Linked DNA regions of Homo sapiens: all the other regions are linked to region 3. The links are chromatin contacts, found by Hi-C or POLR2A ChIA-PET in ENCODE. All regions are on one chromosome and are shown on one strand. Each heading gives the region's core, a stretch centred on a gene start or an enhancer-like site at or near the end of the contact. The rest is flanking DNA. Distances are from core to core; before and after follow the strand shown.

Evidence for each region. Hi-C counts contacts between places; a loop is a spot of excess contacts on that map. ChIA-PET counts read pairs that join two places held with the same protein, here RNA polymerase II (POLR2A). Pooled maps may share reads with other maps.
Region 1: a map of PC-3 shows a loop between it and region 3 (2.3-fold over the local background). The contact joins two enhancer-like sites. A Hi-C loop is called at or near these places in 9 of 168 maps with a recorded cell type or tissue (PC-3, Right ventricle myocardium inferior, Right ventricle myocardium superior and 6 more), 1 of 37 single-sample maps with no recorded cell type and 12 of 50 pooled maps. POLR2A ChIA-PET finds 5 or more read pairs at or near these places in 1 of 52 experiments (MCF 10A).
Region 2: a pooled map shows a loop between it and region 3 (3-fold over the local background). The contact joins two enhancer-like sites. A Hi-C loop is called at or near these places in 1 of 168 maps with a recorded cell type or tissue (PC-3) and 4 of 50 pooled maps. POLR2A ChIA-PET finds 5 or more read pairs at or near these places in 3 of 52 experiments (H1, OCI-LY7 and WTC11).

What each region holds. Positions count from the first base shown.
Region 1 is chr7:14,833,073-14,836,943 of GRCh38, reverse strand. All of the region lies in intron 2 of DGKB (diacylglycerol kinase beta), which reads left to right. Among named protein-coding and RNA genes, the nearest start is that of DGKB, 68 kb to the left of the region's middle. Within about 2 kb of position 2,448, at least 2 of the 41 ENCODE cell types and tissues checked have a DNase peak (open chromatin) inside an H3K27ac peak, as active enhancers do; they include PC-3, where a contact is called at or near this core.
Region 2 is chr7:14,759,399-14,763,286 of GRCh38, reverse strand. All of the region lies in intron 2 of DGKB (diacylglycerol kinase beta), which reads left to right. Among named protein-coding and RNA genes, the nearest start is that of DGKB, 140 kb to the left of the region's middle. Within about 2 kb of position 1,551, at least 10 of the 41 ENCODE cell types and tissues checked have a DNase peak (open chromatin) inside an H3K27ac peak, as active enhancers do; they include PC-3, where a contact is called at or near this core.
Region 3 is chr7:15,014,289-15,018,345 of GRCh38, reverse strand. No RefSeq gene overlaps it. Among named protein-coding and RNA genes, the nearest start is that of DGKB, 110 kb to the right of the region's middle. Within about 2 kb of position 2,190, at least 5 of the 41 ENCODE cell types and tissues checked have a DNase peak (open chromatin) inside an H3K27ac peak, as active enhancers do; they include PC-3, where a contact is called at or near this core.

The DNA of each region.
Region 1 (3,871 bases), core at 1,199-3,698, 180 kb after region 3:
TGTTGATGATCAAGTAGAAAAGAGCCACAGTTTGGAGCATGAAGAGTCAGTGTCTGTTTTTCTTCCACTAGATTAGACTCTTCTCACAAGGTAGAAGCTTCTGGTGTAATTGGCAGCCTCCGCTCTGTGTTGTCCCTACAAATGCCGAAGGCAGCTGATACGGAGCCTGCTGTGACTGCCTACAGCATGCTGTGACCGTGCTCCGGTTTAGGGTTTCAGGCTGAGTCACTCCATGGGAAGCATTTCCCTTGATATGTGGGAGAGGAGTATAATTTTCTTCCTCACTCTTGATATAAAGTCATCCAAACTGTTGTTATAGGATAGAAAGCTCTCACTCCTGCCCTTTAGAGAATTAAGCTTATCACATTATTGGTCTGTCGGTGCTTTCTGCTGTGGTTCCACGTCACAGCAAAGGGTTAAGAAACTCCTGGGCTTTTCATGGATAACAATATTTTCTATGTGAAATCTACGTGATATTTCCAAATGATTCATTATCTGCCCACGTATTGTCACTTAGGGTTAGCTTTTTATTTGCTATATATAATGTGTGTTATATAGCATGCAAATTATTTTCGAAAAATACTATGTTATTATGGTGGGAACCTTTCCAAACTTTCATAAATTTCATACAGTTTATAGCAGCTGGCATTGTGAGGAGTTGCAAAATTACAGTGAATTTGTTCTTTTCAATAAGGACGAATGTGCATAATGTTTGGACCTGGTGTGCAGTTTCTTCCATTGCAGTGAGGCATGTGGTGTGACTTAGTGGAAAGAGCTTTGGTTTTGCAGGCAAATATTTGACGGTGTGGAATCCCAGCCCTGTTTTCTACTTATTAGTGGTATGGCCTTCGTAATGTAACATAAACTACCTGAGCCTCAGCTTTCTCACTTGAAAAAGTAGAATCCCACCTCAAAATCTTGTTGTAGGATTTAATGAGACTATAATCAGCGTCATACTAAATAATGGATTTTCAGTGCCTTACTGTAAATAGTATACAAGTGTTAACTCATTTAATCCTCGCAGTAAGCCTCAGAGGGAGACAAATTATTGCTGTTTATGGCAGAGTAGCTGGACCAGAACTGTGGCACAATAAGTGATAACAAAGGTCAAAACAGGAATAATTTGTTTATGTTTTTCATGAAGATTGATATGTTAATAAACAGGTTCTTAGTCATGTTTCCAAAATAGGAAAAGCTAGAATCCAGGATTCAGATAATACGATATCTCGGTCCTGAAAGGGGAGAGAGAGAGAGACTTGACCTCCTCACAGGTGTGTAGTCAATTTATTTTTAGGCAAATTTAGATCACACGCTAGCCCTCTTGCCCGTTTGTCATGCTGAGATTAGCTTTTACTTCTGTCCTGAGCCCTGTGTTAGATTGGCTCTATTTTGGGAAGCCCAGCCACTTATTGATAATTACCCTCTTTGTATGAGACAGAAGGATAAATGGCACAGGGCCATTTCGCAGTGTCTGAGAACACATAATTTGATGTCAGACAAAACTGGGTTTGAAGGCTAGTGCTGTGATGTATACTTCAGTTTCCTCATGGAGTTGCCTTGCTGATTAAATATGGAAATGTATGTGAAGTGCTTGGAATTTAATATATTACTGTTATAATTAGGATTGTGATAGTGGTGGCTGAGGCAGTTGAATATGAAATGTGGACTTTTAAAATATTTAAGCCTTTTCAGTTAAAACACTTATCTGAAATGTTTTGACTTACCAGAAATGTCTTGACTTTACCCTGACACTTGGTCTGAAACTTGAATCTGCAACTGTTTTAGGTAGTGCATGTCTCTCATTTCTGACTCTTTCTTCTGATTCACACTGATTAACTCAGCAGTTCCTGGCTCTGACCCAGATTATATTTCTAGAATATATGTTGGCTTCATATATTCTTTTGCCTCATCTCTGGCTCTGGTTCCTATTTGTTGTACTGCTTCAGACACAATTTCCTGTTGGTGGCTTCTCTGTGTCCATATGTCTTAAATCTTTCAATACCTAAGTTTTGCAATAGTAAAAGAAAAAAGTAACTATGAACGTCTAAACTCCCATAATTTTCGTACCCTAAAGATGCAAAACTTTGGGTAAGCTCTTTTCAGACTTGACCTCCCCCCAAAAAATCCATTTGAGTCCAATTTATGGTCAAGCAAACATTGATACTGAAGTAATGGCATCTGTGGAATGTTGGTCAAAGTGAGCCAAATCATGCCATGTCTGAAAAATGTACGAAGTCTTAGTGGGCTAACACAACAGAAGTTCATTTTTTGCTCATATTACATTTCCAATCTGAGTCAGCAAGTGGTTTCATCTCACATTGTCTACAGTGAAGTCCCAGTCAGATGGAGCAGCCATGAGCTTTAAAAATTGGCAGTTGCTGTGACAGAGAGAGAAAGAGAGAGAGAGAGAGCACTCGTGACTGTGTGCTGGCTCTGATACCTTCTCCCTGCAAGTGATACGCTAATATTTCTTTGGCCTAAGCAATTCACATGACCATATTTAACTTCAAGGGAGTAGCATTTCTTCCATCTGCCCAGTGCCAGGGGAGAACTGAGCTATTTGGTGAAAACTACTAATTTGGCCATTATCACAGGAGTAAAATAGAACCTACCATTTACCTTGGGACATTAGCCAAGTCATCACAATTTCTTTATACTTTCATTTCATCCCCTCAGTTTATACTGAAGATAATAATCCCTACCTATAAAATGATAGCTCTTATTTTTGTTAGTAATATTATTATAACAATTTATAACAAAAATTATCACTAAGGCTTATGTATCTTAAGTTGATACTTTATCCTTAACTCAGTGATGGTTTACAGGTTGTGATTCACTAGAATTTTCCAAGTTTCCTTAGTTACCACTTTCCACATTATTATAGGAAGTGCCACAGTAAATAATAAATAGAGTACACAAGCTAGAGGAACTTAACTGTATTCATTATTCAGCAGCCTGTTCGGAGAGACAGATCCAGTGGCAAATGATGACAAAGCAATGAAATGCATTCTCTGAATGTTACGTATGCAAGATTCTTGGAGAGATTTTAACTCTGCGCATATGGATAGAAGTTGAGAGTGGAATGGGGTTTTAATTTGAATAGAAAGTATTGAGTAGAGGTGGGGGAAGAAAAGAAACTCCAAGCAGTTATCAGAGCATGTGGAGAAGCAGGAATGACTGTTACATATCAGGGAAGAACTTGATGTGTGTGTTGGTGTATAGACATATTTGTGTATGAGCATGCATGTCATGCATGTGTGTACATGGGCATGAGTCTAAGCACTGAAGGTAAGGCTGAAGAATTTAGCAATAGTCACAAAAAGTGGGTCTTTAGATGCCATTGATAAAATATTATCCATCAACATTGCCTAACAATGAAATGAATACACTCCTGAGAAGAAGTCAAGCCCCTCTCCCCTTTCCTTGTGGAGATGTTAAAATCCAAATCCTGGAGTCTAGCTTTTCCTATTCCTGAAACATGATTAAGAACCTATTTATTAACAAATCAATCTTCATAAAAACACAAACATAAACATAAAAACAAACATAAATCTTCATAAAGACATAAACATAAATCAATATCTTCAATATTAATTTTGGAGGTAGTAAAATATCTGAAGATATTGAAGATTTTAATTCTGGAGATAGCAAAATTGTAAGATTTAAATTTCAGAAAGAAGTAAATAAATTGTATCTTTGATGAAAAGGAGACTAAAAACCTATTAGGAGATTATTTTACTAGGGCAGCCTATTGAATATGTGGGGTTCCATGAAGGTTAAGGCATTGTTAACAGAGAGATAAGCACATGTTACAGGGAGTATCTAGAGGCAGAATGAACCGAATTCAATCACCAACTGAATATGGAGACTA
Region 2 (3,888 bases), core at 302-2,801, 250 kb after region 3:
GGATGAGTTACAACCTACTGTGTTTGAGGAGGTCCTGAGAGATTTTGTGGATAAGTTGACAGATAAACCATGCCATACATTATGTTGAACTTCACTCAACATTGGCGGGATTCCTGAGGAAAAAAAAATCATCAGCAAAAGAAGAGCTCTAAAATCATGGGATGATGGGATGCCTTCACAATTGGATGAATGGATATTGAATAGTAAATATGGAAGATACAGAAAATAACTGTTGGAAGATAGATTTGGATCATATTTTGACACACCTATGGTGCCAAGAGGAGGAGTTTGTGCTTCAATCCAAAAGCAACAGGAAACAGTTGAAGGGTGATGATTTGTTTAAAGTCACATTTAGGATGAAATAAAGGAACAAGGATTTATTGGGCACCAGACACTTTGCTAGACACAGTATTGCCAGATCCCTATCATTATTCTAATTTTAAATATTAGAAAACTGAACCATAGAGAGGTTAAAAATATGCCCAGGGACATTCAGCCAAGCATTCTGGAGCCAAGATTCAAATCTAAATCTAGCTGGCTTTAAATCTCTCCGTTACTTCATGGGGCCTTTGAGATTAATCTGACAAGTATGTGTTGAGTTTTTTGGAATAAAGAGACAAAGAGGCAGGAAAATCACAAAGGAGACTCACTCAAGATGTAACAGATGCCTAAAGAGATGTGAGAGGAACTAAGTGTTTCATTTTTCATGTAGTACTTTTTATGATCTATTTGCATTTTCTAAACGTTACCAAATGCTATTAGTCATTTATTTATTTTCAATTCAGACTAATGTAAAGGGTCTTTAATTTTTCTTGAAAATCGTTAAAAATTCTGAACATTTTAAAAGTAAATAAAAATTTAACGTTGATCCCTAAAATGTAGTTCATTTAACTCTCATGGCATTGTTTATTACATGACTCAGCCGAAATGAGAAGATTGACAGGGTGTGTGCATTTTGGGGGGCCCCTGGAATTACTCAAGTACCAGAGCAGGTGATAGAAAGGTAAAGTATAGGAGAAAGTCAACTCATCTCCCCATAAACATTTTCTTTGTTCTTTCCCAGCTCATTCCAAGAATGTTTGCTTAATAAAACACCTCCCGCTTTCATGCTCAGTACCATTTTCAGCTCTAAGTTGATTCTGACAGTGATGAAAAAGACAGCCCATTGTCTCAGCTGTAGTTATTGGTATAGTATTAAATTACTTGCTGGGAAAATGGATATGTTAGTCAAAGGGCAGTAATTTGTATTCACTGTTGTTTTCCAAGTATCCTGCCCTGCCAGTCAAGCCAAGCATAGGAACCTCTGAAATTAGCCCCATGTTTCAGAATTTCCCCAAGTCATACCCCTCCTTTGCTTTCCAGGAGACCCAATCTTTTGTGCTGCGCATCTGTCCAGCTCCCTTATCCCAAGAACTAAACCTGCTGTTTTCAACCTGGCTGCTCAGCACTGGGCTGCCTAGCACTTCACTGGCCAATCTTCCAGGTTCTTTCTCCCATTACAGACATGTATTTACTAAACTGATCTCCAAGCTCACAGCTGCCTGCCTGGCTGGCTGCTTGCCTGGATTTCTCAGCATTGCTCAGCCTAGTATCTGTCACTGTGCTCTTTCCCGAAGCTCTATTATTAGCTGAATTATGACTGAGGCCACGTCTTACTATCTGTTCATCCAGGTATAACTTCCTCTGTTTATTTTGTCCTAGAAGGCAGGTCAGGCCTAGTTATAGATCCTTTCCCCTCTCCACTGCCCCAGTGTAGTTTTGGACAGAATGTAACTCAGAGTTGGCACAATAAAAAAGATAGGAATGTTTATGGTGATAGGCCATAGGAAGAAATTTGGACAAGCAGTTAACTTACAAATAAGATAAATGTGTGTTCCCCCCAAAAGAAGGTAAAACATAGCAGTAGGATTTTCACAACCTAGTGCAATTTGGGTGTCCAAGAAGACATGTAGATAATTCATGTAAAAACAATGCTGTTGAAAGGTTATGGATATCCTGAACTCTCTGGTGTTCCATGCGCAAATCCTTATCTTTAGAAGATTGACCGGTCAAATCAGGGCCTCAGCCTTAGAGAAACTGGGCCCAAGAAATGTTATTGAGACAGGAATACAAAAACAAGATAATGCTCCAGTTTCCAAACTAGATTGTAAAGTGGAGATCAGGTCATAGTTAAACTTCAAATATTAAGATATTAGAACTGGAACTTGAGAATTGGAGAGGCAGTGAGTTGAATTGATAGTGATTCATCTGAATATCAACTAGAGCACTTTAAATTGTCTCAGACCAAGTCATTGTTGAGCCCTAGTTCATGGAAAGGGCAGTCATATATCTAGAGGTTTTTGGCTGTTAATTTAGCTCATGATTTCTCTACTAAGAATATTCAGTATAAACTATGACCAGTACACTAATAAAATATTGTAGGAATAATTTTATGAGCTTTCCCCTTCTCTGAGTCATTTATAAATAATTACTGAATATGTTTTTTACTCTCATAGAAACCTGAAACGAAAAGGCCATCTAAGCAGTGTCTCTAAAGTTGTGGGGCAGGCCTATGTGGGAGAAACCAAAATTGTTTTCTCCGCCTTCCATTTTATCATTGGCCTAAGATATGGTTAAAATAAACATAGTCTCTCGAGATATGATATTCCAGAATGTATGCATCTGTGTATGTGTGTGTCTCTGTGGGTCTGCACAGTATGGGTTGCATCTACGATTATGGATAAAAAGAAGTAAAAGCAGTTCTGCTAACTTAGAATAGTGCCTTATTACCCACAAAGAAGAATTTGAGAATAAGGGGTCAGCTTCATGTCTCTTTTTGATATGCAGTTTGGTCTCTCTCTGCAGTGTAAGTGTCTAACAAAGTACATATAGAAGCAATTATTGTAATTTTTTGCCATTTAGGAATAGCTCTGATTAATTTAATCTCAATATTTATTGCAATGCTATTGTTTCAACTTTGTGATGAAGTTGAAAGTTGTGCTAAAATGAAAACACACATTTTCTGCCCGAGAACAACCTCCAATCTAGCAAGGGACATGACATAAAAAATTAACTCTGATCACAATATGGAAAATGCCAGCAAATTATACACCAAAAAGGAAATACATAGGAAGCTGTATAGGCATCAAGCAAATGTGCGTACACACACACCCCCCAGAGGATGTCCACAACAAAAAGACAAACCGTCCAATTAAAAAATGGTCAAAGAACTTGAATAGACATTTTGCCAAAGAATATACAAACGACCAATAGGCATATAAAAAGATGCTCAGCATTATTAGTCATTAGCGAATGACTAATCAGATGTGAGTCGAATCATTTCACATCCACTAGGATGGCTGTAACAAAAAAAGGGTTAGAAAATAACAAGTTTTGGCAAGGATATAGAGAGACTGGAATCCTTACACCTTACTGGTGGGAGTGTAAAATGGTGTAGCTGTTGTGAAAATCAATTTGGCAGTTCCTCAAAACACTAAACATAGAGTTACTGTATGATCTGGCAATTTTACTATCAGGTATATAGCCAAGAGAATTGAATTATATGTTTATACAAAAACGTGTACACTTGAATGTTCATAGCAGAATTCCTAACAGCCAAAACCTGGAAACAAGTTGAATGTACATCAGCTGATAAATAGATTTATTAAATGGAGTATATTCATTATAATGGAATATTATTCAGCTATAAAAAGGAGTGAAGTACTGATACATGTTATAACATGGAAAAACCTTGAAAACACTAAGCTAAGTGAAAGAAGCCAGACACAAAGGAAACATATTATATGATTCAATTTACATGAAATATCCAGAATAGGCAAATCCATAGACACAGAAAATAGGCTAATGATAGCCAGAGGTTAGAGGGGAGAAAATACAGGGAGTGACTGT
Region 3 (4,057 bases), core at 941-3,440:
CCTTTCCCAGTCCACTGACTCAAATGTTATGTCCTTTGGCAATACCCTCAGACACACCCAGGAACAATACTTTGCATCCTTTCGTCCAATCAGGTTGATACTCAATATTAACCATCACAATAAGTATCCATTATGTGTTTGCAGACAAGAGGCAAATGCAAATTTAGAACTCATGAATCTGTCATTCCTGTTCTCCCACGGTACAATTAATTAACATTAACACAAATCAATTTGTATGACACCGGCTGTTATCCTCACTTACTAATACAGGATATTCATTCTCTGAAAAGTTATCTTCCATTATTTTTTGGAGGTCTTGAGGGATTTGCATGTGTGATCATGAGCCATTTTCATCAGCCATCATGAAGTCGGCTGTTTTGTCTCCTCCTCTTTGACCCATTGCTTTCTTAATATTTGTCACCAGCAGTCATGTGTAGATACCGTGCCACTGTCTTCCAAACTCTCAACAAGACAGACTTCCATTTGTTACCCTTTAATAACATCACCAATCTCTGCCAACCTCCATGCCACTGCTGCTCTGGAAGTGTTGGGTGAAACATTTTGTGTAGACTCACTCTGTTGAGTAACATACAGAAAAAGAGGGAGGGCTCCTTCCTTTCTCCTGAATTATACCTCATGAAATAATAACACCTTGTATTCCAGTGTTCTGAAGATTTTTTAGAGAAGAGTTTGATAATTTATTCATGTTATTTAAATTCATGGCTACCTTTTTTTAAATTGAGGCATAAATCCATGAGGCCCTGAATGAGATACAAGTCTAGAGACTGTTCCATGCTTTTCTCATAATTACTCTACCCTTCTGATAATTGAGGCTTAGACGTGGTTCAAAAACAGATCTCTCTCCAAGGAGAGTCTTTTTACATCCCTTAGACACATACATATCTAGAGAACAATTCTCAACTGTTTTCTGGACTTGGAACACAACTGAGGATTCCCACACCTCCAAATTTCAGTAAGGAAACAGACATGGCAGCCAGGCAGTTTCAGATCTGTGTTCAGGTCTAATGGGAAATGTTTTGCAATTCAAGCATGATGATCCACCTGGCATTGCTGTGTGTTGTGACACTGTACAAAGGCAAAACAATTAGTGTGGTTTTTGCATCACAGATGTGGCAAGGGGCCTAGGGTACAGATATAGCAAATCCATCAAAATCATCAGGGATCCCAGCCAAAACCTCTTTCTTTCTCCTTTTTCCCATACCACCACTGATGATTCCAAGGAATTTCATATGCATATAAATGGAGAAAACACTAGTGTGAGCCTAAGGACTAGGAATGATGAGGAGTCTGTATTTCTGCAGGAAACGTTCTTTCAATGTGCACAGTGACTAAACTTTTCCATTGAAAAAATTTTCCACCCGGATAAATCTGCCACACTTTATGAGCAAATGCAAAACAGGATGATAGACACTGAACAGCCTAGAGACAGCCTGACCTGCCTTTTATTGCCTTCAAGGAGCCAATTTGAGCTCTGAGCAATGAAATGAGTCAGTGCTTGAGAAATGTAGAAACACCAGGTGAAACTTCAGAAGAGGTTTTTTGTTAAAATGCAAAAGGTTTTTTTTTTTTTTTTTTTTTTTTTGGTAAAATCAAAGTCTTATTCTTAGGAAAATTAATAGATACAGAACCACCCTGAGAGCAATTGTTTAATTCAAGGAGAATAAAAATCGTTAAGGAAAGCATAGACTGAAGAAAGACTTTACCATTTCTTAGACTTTGTTTGTAAAGAGGAACCAAAGGGAAGAATGAATATAACTGGAAACAAAAAGCATTGCTGTGAACAACTTACTTTAGCACAGAATTTCTATGTATTACTTTTAAATACTTAAAATTATAGTAAGATTTAAGAAAGTATCCACATAGCAATTACAACTACATGCGTCGCAATGTCTTTGCTGATTTTTATCACATGCAACAGTGCTGTAAGCTAATACTTCATGTCAGTGATGAGAGATTATAAGACAGCATTATTTACAGTAGGTATCATTGTATTTATTCGGATGTGCACAGAAGCTGGGACTCTTGTTGTAATTAAATAGAACTCCCACTAGGGGGGGCAAGAAAATAAAGCTCAAGGCCCTGTGTACAGGCACCTTTCCAACCAAAGGTACGCTAGATACCAGACGAAACTGCTCAGTATTTATTTATTTATTTTTCTTCCTGGTGAATCATTTGCAGCCTGCTTTTCACTGTGGGAAGTTTCTTTCAGATTTATTTTCTCTGGTTTTTCAGCAGCTTTCTTTGGTTGTAAATCCATGCTGTGGTTGAACAGCAAAGCAATATTCCAGCAAGCTCCAACAGGGATATATTTTTCTACAGGATTTTTAAAACCTCGCACACTCAGTTTCAGCACAGCCTTCCCCGGTTCCTTGCCAAAGGTAGCACTCTGGTAACTGAGCCTGAAGCTGATAGAGGGATAAAATTAGATGAGGAGGGACACACTGCTAAGGGAAGCTTTTGGAACTGCTTATTGACTCAGAAAGATAAACCGGGGAAGCAGGCAGGTCAGCACAATAGAATGTAATTAACAAATGCAATTAGCATCAGCGCATAAATCCCTCCCCCTTGACATTCTCCTTTGTATTGCCAAGGCAACCCAGGCAGCCTCCTCCTTTCCCACCTCCTCCATTCCAGCAACTCCAGGCTCCCCGCCCTTCTCACTCACTGACTTTGCCCTTGGAGTTAATTTTAAGTAGGTCGCACCTGGATTAACATGTGTGTGGGTGGAGAATGGGGAAGATGGAGGAGTGAAGGAAAGGTGAGGAGAGGGTTGACCTAGGTTTTGCAGTTGCAATTTTTATTTTTTGCTGGTTTACACTGTTTTTGGAATATAACCCATGCCAGTTTGGGAATATTTTATTACTATTTGTGACCATCAGCTGGTTTGAAAAATGCCTATCTTGTCATCTATCCAGTTTGCAAATGGATAGATGTACACTGAGGCACTTCACTCTGTGCTCTAAGTGTACATATTCTACACTTTGGTGTGTCATTTCAGCTAGTTTTTTGTCAGAGAAACAATGTTTCAAGTTAATTTTCAGAGCCACTAGTAGCCAGAAAAGAAATGAAAAGCACTAATATATATATAATTTATTATATTAATATTTAATGTTGAATATATCTATATAATATGTATATTTGTATATGGGCAGTAGTAATATCTGAGTGAGAGGTGCTGTTGAAGGCAAAAGTGGGTACTTTAATTTTTATTTAAATAGTTTTGTTTTTTATCATTTTAAACAAACACATGATGCTTTTTAAAAACACAAAACTAATCCAAAAATTAAAATAAAATGCCTTTAAAAATAAAGATATTATGATCAGTTGGGAAAAAAAGTTATAGAATATGAATGAAGCAAATAACTCCAATAACTACAGAAACCTTTATTGAATGTTTTCTGAATGCCAGGAAGTATTTAAGCACTTATTTGAGTCGCAAAAAAAAAAAAAAAAAAAGGAAATAAGTATTTTTATCCCATTTGTTTTTCCAGAGAAGGGAGCTGAAAAACAGATAATTTGTCCAATATTTCTTAGCAGTATAAACCACCATGTCATAATGCCTCTCATATTAAAAATTATATTACAATTTGCTCATGACATTATATTAGTTGTATATTCCTTTAAGAGAGAAATTACAGAGGAAAGGTAGGCAGCTTGATAACATTAAACATAATAAACCCTCATGTCAATGTGACTTTGGTGTCCTGAATAATCTTATGGATTTTGGAGTCAGCTAGAAGTGAGCTCACATCCAGGCTTGACCCCTTAGGCTTGGTAGGCTGCAATCTGAGCCTCAGTTTCCACATGTGAAAAATGATCTAGTAATAGGCATCTCTCTTCCCATGTGCCCACTTCCCTTTAGGACCTCATTTCACCCACACCCACCACCACCCTGATTTTAGATACTGTCTTCTTTTTGATGAGGAAGGAAAGACCTGATAAACTCATTCAGATAATACTTTAGTTTCATAATGCCTTCTCTAGAGTATTGGCACTAGTTAAAAAGATCCAACCAGGAGTAAAAATACTTATACCA